Regions from separate parts of the Homo sapiens genome. Here region 2 is linked to region 1. A link is an interaction called in ENCODE POLR2A ChIA-PET data of the cell type or tissue named here. Cell type or tissue: HepG2. All regions are shown on one strand. Each heading gives the region's core, and the rest is flanking DNA. Links, peaks and the distances in the headings are about the cores only. Region 1 holds the start of NEURL2 (neuralized E3 ubiquitin protein ligase 2). Region 2 holds the start of SNX21 (sorting nexin family member 21).

Region 1 (2,709 bases), core at 1-2,500:
GCCCATGTCCTCGCCGTTGATGATGATGTGCATGTCGGCCGTGCCATCGGGGCGCGGGCAAAAGAGGACACCCAGGCGGCTACGGCGCGCGGTCGGAGGCAGCACGTTCAGCTCATAGAGCTGGTCCAAGAGATGGCTGTAGAGCCCTGGCCGGCTGCGGCCCACCAGGCGGTCCCGGGGAATGCGAAACTGCTCAATGCGCAGATATGGTTCCACGAGGAGGGTTGGAGGTCGGCTGGGGGCCGCTGCCTCCGCCTCCGGGCGGCCCTCCCGGGGCACGCGGTTGTGGTGGCGCGTGATGGCGAAGACCCAGGTGTGGCCCAGGTTGACCAGATCGGGCAGAGAAAACTCGGGAACGGGGGCCAGACTGGCGGGGTCCAGCGCGGTCAGACCGAGACGCAGATGTCCGCACCAGCCCAGCTCTTTCTCCTCGATCTCGACCAGGAAGACCTGGCCCGGGGCCAGCGGCTCGCGGCTGAAGCACACGCCGTGGGCGAAGCTCTCCACGCGTGTGGCCCGCGTCCCAGAGGGGTCCACGCGGATGTTGGCACCGTGCACCCGATGGAAGCGGGTGGGAGGGGGCTCCGGGCGCTCGAGTCCCCAGAGTGCACCCGAATCCACGGGCTCGGAGGCAGCAGCCATCTCTCGGCCATAGGGCAGGCCAGCTGGCGCCGGGGGCTATTTTGGGCGGCGGGCAATGATGGTGACCGCAAGGCGACCTTGTAAGGCATTTCCCCCCTGACTCCCTTCCCCGAGCCTCTGCCCGGGGGTCCTAGCGCCGCTTTCTCAGCCATCCCGCCTACAACTTAGCCGTCCACAACAGGATCATCTGATCGCGTGCGCCCGGGCTACGATCTGCGAGGCCCGCGGACCTTGACCCGGCATTGACCGCCACCGCCCCCCAGGTCCGTAGGGACCAAAGAAGGGGCGGGAGGAAGACTGTCACGTGGCGCCGGAGTTCACGTGACTCGTACACATGACTTCCAGTCCCCGGGCGCCTCCTGGAGAGCAAGGACGCGGGGGAGCAGAGGTGAGCTGGCACCGGAGGCTGGAGGGGATCCCCGAGCCCGGGATCGGTGCGCGGCAGAGGAGGCTCGCGGGTGGGAGCTGGCGCTGGGGCCGGGGCTTCCCTCGCGGAGGCGCCGCCAGCAACTCCCCGGGGGCTGCTGCACGGAAGCGCTGAGGAGCGAGTCAACAGCCCCTCTGCTGCCTCCCGTAGATGATCCGAGCCGCGCCGCCGCCGCTGTTCCTGCTGCTGCTGCTGCTGCTGCTGCTAGTGTCCTGGGCGTCCCGAGGCGAGGCAGCCCCCGACCAGGACGAGATCCAGCGCCTCCCCGGGCTGGCCAAGCAGCCGTCTTTCCGCCAGTACTCCGGCTACCTCAAAGGCTCCGGCTCCAAGCACCTCCACTACTGGTCTGCCGCCCTGCCTTCTGGGCGGGATTGGGAGAAGAGATGACGGATGAGGGATGGGGGGTAGTTCTGCAGACCCCTGAGGATGCCTGGGAGCCGGGAGGGCTGGAAAGGGCCCCTCCAACTGCGCCAACCCTGCCCTGACCCCCCTCCCAGGTTTGTGGAGTCCCAGAAGGATCCCGAGAACAGCCCTGTGGTGCTTTGGCTCAATGGGGGTCCCGGCTGCAGCTCACTAGATGGGCTCCTCACAGAGCATGGCCCCTTCCTGGTGAGTGGACAGCAGGGGGAAAGCACAGTTCCCAAAGTAAAAGGCTGGGGAAAGCGAGAGAGGGGCTTTGTGATTTTCCAAAAAGTTTCCTTCCTTCTAAGCCTCGGGATTTTCCTCTATGCCATTGGCTTTGCTGCCTGTACCTCTCAGAGGTTTTACCCACATGTAAAGTGCCTCTCATGGTGGCCCTTTCCCTCCACCCAGCTGGCCCTTGGGACTTACTCAGCCATCTCTTTCCTCCTCAGGTCCAGCCAGATGGTGTCACCCTGGAGTACAACCCCTATTCTTGGAATCTGGTATAGCTGGAGCTGTGGGTGTGTCTGGGCACTTGGATGGGGTGGCATTTAGCTAATTTTTCCCTCCCCTCTAGATTGCCAATGTGTTATACCTGGAGTCCCCAGCTGGGGTGGGCTTCTCCTACTCCGATGACAAGTTTTATGCAACTAATGACACTGAGGTGAGTCTGGTGCCTGCCCATCTGCCCCAGGCTCCCCGGTCCTCCATCCATGGCATGATGCTGGGAGAGAGAGCATGGCCTTGGAGTCTACTTTTCGCTCTGTCATATGCTATTGTGGTATGGTGGCCAGTCACTTCCTCTTGCACAAATAGGGTGGGTTAATGTCATTATCTCTGAAGTTCTTTCCAGTTCAAATACCAAAGCTTCCTGATTCCCTCTGTCTTGCTCTGCCATCCCCAGGTCGCCCAGAGCAATTTTGAGGCCCTTCAAGATTTCTTCCGCCTCTTTCCGGAGTACAAGAACAACAAACTTTTCCTGACCGGGGAGAGCTATGCTGGCATCTACATCCCCACCCTGGCCGTGCTGGTCATGCAGGATCCCAGCATGAACCTTCAGGTGCAGGGTAGCTGCAGGAGGGAAGGGAGGTAGCTTGAGGCTGTGGCCTTACAGTTAGCAAGGTCAGACTGACTGGTCAATGTCCCCATCCAACCCAGCTTCCTGCATAACCTCCCCACCACCGGCTGCCCTAGGTCTGTCTGTGTGCCTCCCACACAGGAAACTCACCTGTCAGGCT
Region 2 (3,006 bases), core at 507-3,006, 58 kb before region 1:
GTTTGAAATTGTGCAAACTGGCCAGGCACAGTGGCTCACGCCTGTAATCCCAGCACTTTGGGAGGTAGAGGCAGGTGGATCACTTGAGGCCAGGTGTTCCAGATCAGCCTGGCCAATATGGTGAAACCCCACCTCTACTAAAAATACAAAAATTAGCCGCATGGTGGCACATGCCTGTAGTCCCAGCCACTCAGGAGGCTGAGGCAGGAGAATTGCTTGAACCTGGGAGGCAGAGGTTACAGTGAGCCAAGATTGCATCACTGTACTCCAGCCTGGGCGACAGAGCAAGACTCTGTCTCCCTCTCTAAAAATAAATAAATAAATAAATAAAATTGCACAAACTTAGGCTTAAAATCCCAGCCCCTCTATTTCCCAGATGTGGATCTTGGGGAAGTCACTTTGCCTCAGTTTCTTCATCTTGAAAATGGACCATTAATGTCCAGTTACAGCCTCTTCCCCAGGACGCTGTGAGGGAGAGATGTGACAGTAAAGTGCCTAGAGCAGGATGTAGAAAGTGGACCCTCAGAAAATAAGAACCCCAGCCTTTCTGCTCACATGGGAGGGCAGGGAGCTGAAATACCTTCTGCTTATCCCAAGGCATTTTCCCCCACCCTTCTCTCCTGTGCCACTCAGAAAGGGTAGGAGCTACTTTGGAGAGATTTTGATTTTATTTATTGTATTGTATAACTATCAAAATCTGCCCTAACAACTGATACCTAGGCTTTGTGACAGGAAGCCACAATAACTTTTTCTTGACCTGCAGCTGCCCTGCGGATAAAAGATAAAACAAAGCTGGGGAGCCACTGAGATTATCAGGCCTGCTGCACAGGAAAAGGGCAGTATGCAGCAGGGGACCTGGGCTCCAGGCCCCATACTCAGAAACCTCTGAGGGAGGCAGAGGCAGGTGGATCACTTGAGCCCAGGAATTCGAGACCAGCCTGGGCAACATGGCCAAATCCCATCTCTACAAAAAATACAAAAATTAGCTGGGTGTGGTGGCGAACGCCTCTATTCCTAGCTACTGGGGAGGCTGAGGTGGGAGGGATGACCTGAGCCCAGGGAGGCGGAGGTTGCAGTAAGCAGAGATGGTGCCACTGCACTCCAGCCTAGGTGACAGAGTGAGACTCCATCTCAAAAGAGAAAGAAAGAAAGAAAGAGAGAGAGAGAAAGAAAGAAAGAGAGAGAGAGAAAGAAAGAAAGAAACCTCTGGCAAGCTGTGTGGTTAAGCCAAGTAACTCACCCTCTCTGGTCCTCAGTTTCCCTGTTTGCCTACTTCCCATGTGTGAGGTTCAAATCAGATTGTGCAAGCCTGTGAACACTGTAGAAACAATAATCATTATGTAAGTGATCATTTCGTCAGCCTTTGCTCTATGCCAGGCACGGGACGAGCGTTCTTACAAGAGCTGCAAAATTAGTTTTAGCAGTATTGTTCCTGTTTTACATATGAGAAAACCTAGGCTCAGCGAGGTCAGATTCCAACCAACCCAAATCACGCATCTTCTCCTGGCCCTTCGTTTTCTCTCGGGAGACATGGCCTCCCTACTATTGCATAATTACTTTGTGAAGTTAAAGAGCGTTGGGTGGAAATGAGTGGGACAGATTGGAGATGACGTGGGTGGGGTGGGAGGATTCAAGGAGGGTACGCGCCTGGCCGGACTGGGATGACTCTGCGGCAGGCCTGGGACTCCCTCAGGCCGACCCAGGCTTCCCAAGTCCCTCCTGGAGCCAAGGGCCCGGGATTCTCGGGCGGCTCGGGCGAGCGGGCGGGGCAGGAGGCGGGGCGGCGGCAGGAAGCTGCCCGAGCGGCGCTCTGAGCGGCCTGAGCCCGGCGGAGCCCTGCAGAACCCGGCCGACCTCCATGGGCTGCGGGGGGCTGCACCCGGACCCCTGGGGCGCGGCGCGCCCCTGAATGCACCGTGGGACGCAGGAGGTAGAGGCGCACGAGGCGGCGCAAGAGACATCGGGAGGGTCCTGAGCCCCTCCGGGGAGGAACGCGGTCCTAGGCTGAGTGGGTTGGGGGGAAAGCGATGCTGGCTGGGTCCCCTGGTTCGCAAGACCTCGGACTGCCAGGGGGTGGGGCCTCACCGCGCCCCTCCCTCTCCGGTTCGGGCCCCGCCCCTCCTCCTCCTGCGCCGGGCTGGGGTACCCCTCCTCCGGGATCCGGTACACAGCGTCGCGCGCTCCCCCCAGGGTGCCATGGCCTCCCGGCTCCTGCACCGGCTGCGGCACGCCTTGGCCGGCGACGGCCCCGGGGAGGCGGCGGCCAGTCCAGAGGCCGAGCAGTTTCCGGAGAGCTCAGAGCTGGAGGACGACGACGCCGAGGGCCTGTCCTCCCGACTCAGCGGCACCCTCAGCTTCACCAGCGCCGAGGACGACGAGGACGACGAGGACGAGGACGACGAGGAGGCTGGCCCTGACCAGCTGCCCCTCGGGGATGGGACGTCAGGAGAAGACGCAGGCGAGTGCAGGAGGACGGAGGCGGGAACCCTGGGGCTCGATTAGGCCTCCATCCCAGCCGCGTTCCCAGAGCATCCAGGGCGCTAAGTTGATCCAGCTGAAACTCCCACACTTCTTAAAGCGCCTGGGCCACCTCTTGGCTGTGTGACCTTGAGAGAGTCTTAACCCCCCTCTGAGCCAAGTTTTCCCTTGTGTCAAGTGGGAGAACTCACTCTCATCTCAGAATTGCTGCAGGCATTAAATGTACAGGGCTTGGGATCCGAATGGAAATGATGTATTAACGATATTTTGAGGGTGGAGCTATTAATTTAGCCCCTACTGTCTGCCAGGCACGGTGTTTGGCTCCTCGGTGCCTCTCTGTCCCTCAGTTTCCATTTCTGTAAAAAGGGGGTAAGTCCTGCCTCACACTGGGAGGATGAGTGAGGCCACGTCAGTGGTTGATGTCGACCCTGGCCCTAGGCCCATTGATATGACTGGTCATGTGTCTGCAGAACGGAGCCCCCCACCTGATGGGCAGTGGGGCAGTCAGCTCCTGGCGCGGCAGCTGCA

The links. Peaks named below come from ENCODE experiments on the same cell type or tissue, not always from the same donor. Only the 100,000 strongest peaks of a DNase experiment are listed, where the experiment ranks them.
Region 2: POLR2A ChIA-PET joins it to region 1 with 19 read pairs; 22 of 35 experiments call an interaction of 5 or more read pairs at or near these places.

What each region holds. Positions count from the first base shown.
Region 1 is chr20:45,890,350-45,893,058 of GRCh38, forward strand. NEURL2 (neuralized E3 ubiquitin protein ligase 2) reads right to left here and starts at 859. Exons shown (of 2, transcript NM_080749.4): 1 at 1-859. The coding sequence starts at 642. CTSA (cathepsin A) reads left to right here and starts at 986. Exons shown (of 15, transcript NM_000308.4): 1 at 986-1,030; 2 at 1,220-1,413; 3 at 1,567-1,678; 4 at 1,924-1,974; 5 at 2,049-2,135; 6 at 2,376-2,531. The coding sequence starts at 1,220. It also overlaps a transcript of SPATA25 not described here. RefSeq lists enhancers at 324-1,033, 1,273-1,322 and a silencer at 963-1,232. In HepG2, for the core only: CTCF peaks have their summits at 1,013 and 1,937; DNase peaks (open chromatin) are centred at 942 and 1,943; H3K4me3 peaks cover 2,278 bases.
Region 2 is chr20:45,832,011-45,835,016 of GRCh38, forward strand. It overlaps SNX21 (sorting nexin family member 21), which reads left to right and starts at 1,789. Exons shown (of 4, transcript NM_033421.4): 1 at 1,789-1,930; 2 at 2,191-2,458; 3 at 2,949-3,006. The coding sequence starts at 1,910. It also overlaps a transcript of TNNC2 not described here. RefSeq lists silencers at 1,833-2,142, 2,163-2,282, 2,323-2,372. In HepG2, for the core only: no CTCF peak of the experiment used is centred there; DNase peaks (open chromatin) are centred at 1,701 and 2,041; H3K4me3 peaks cover 1,981 bases.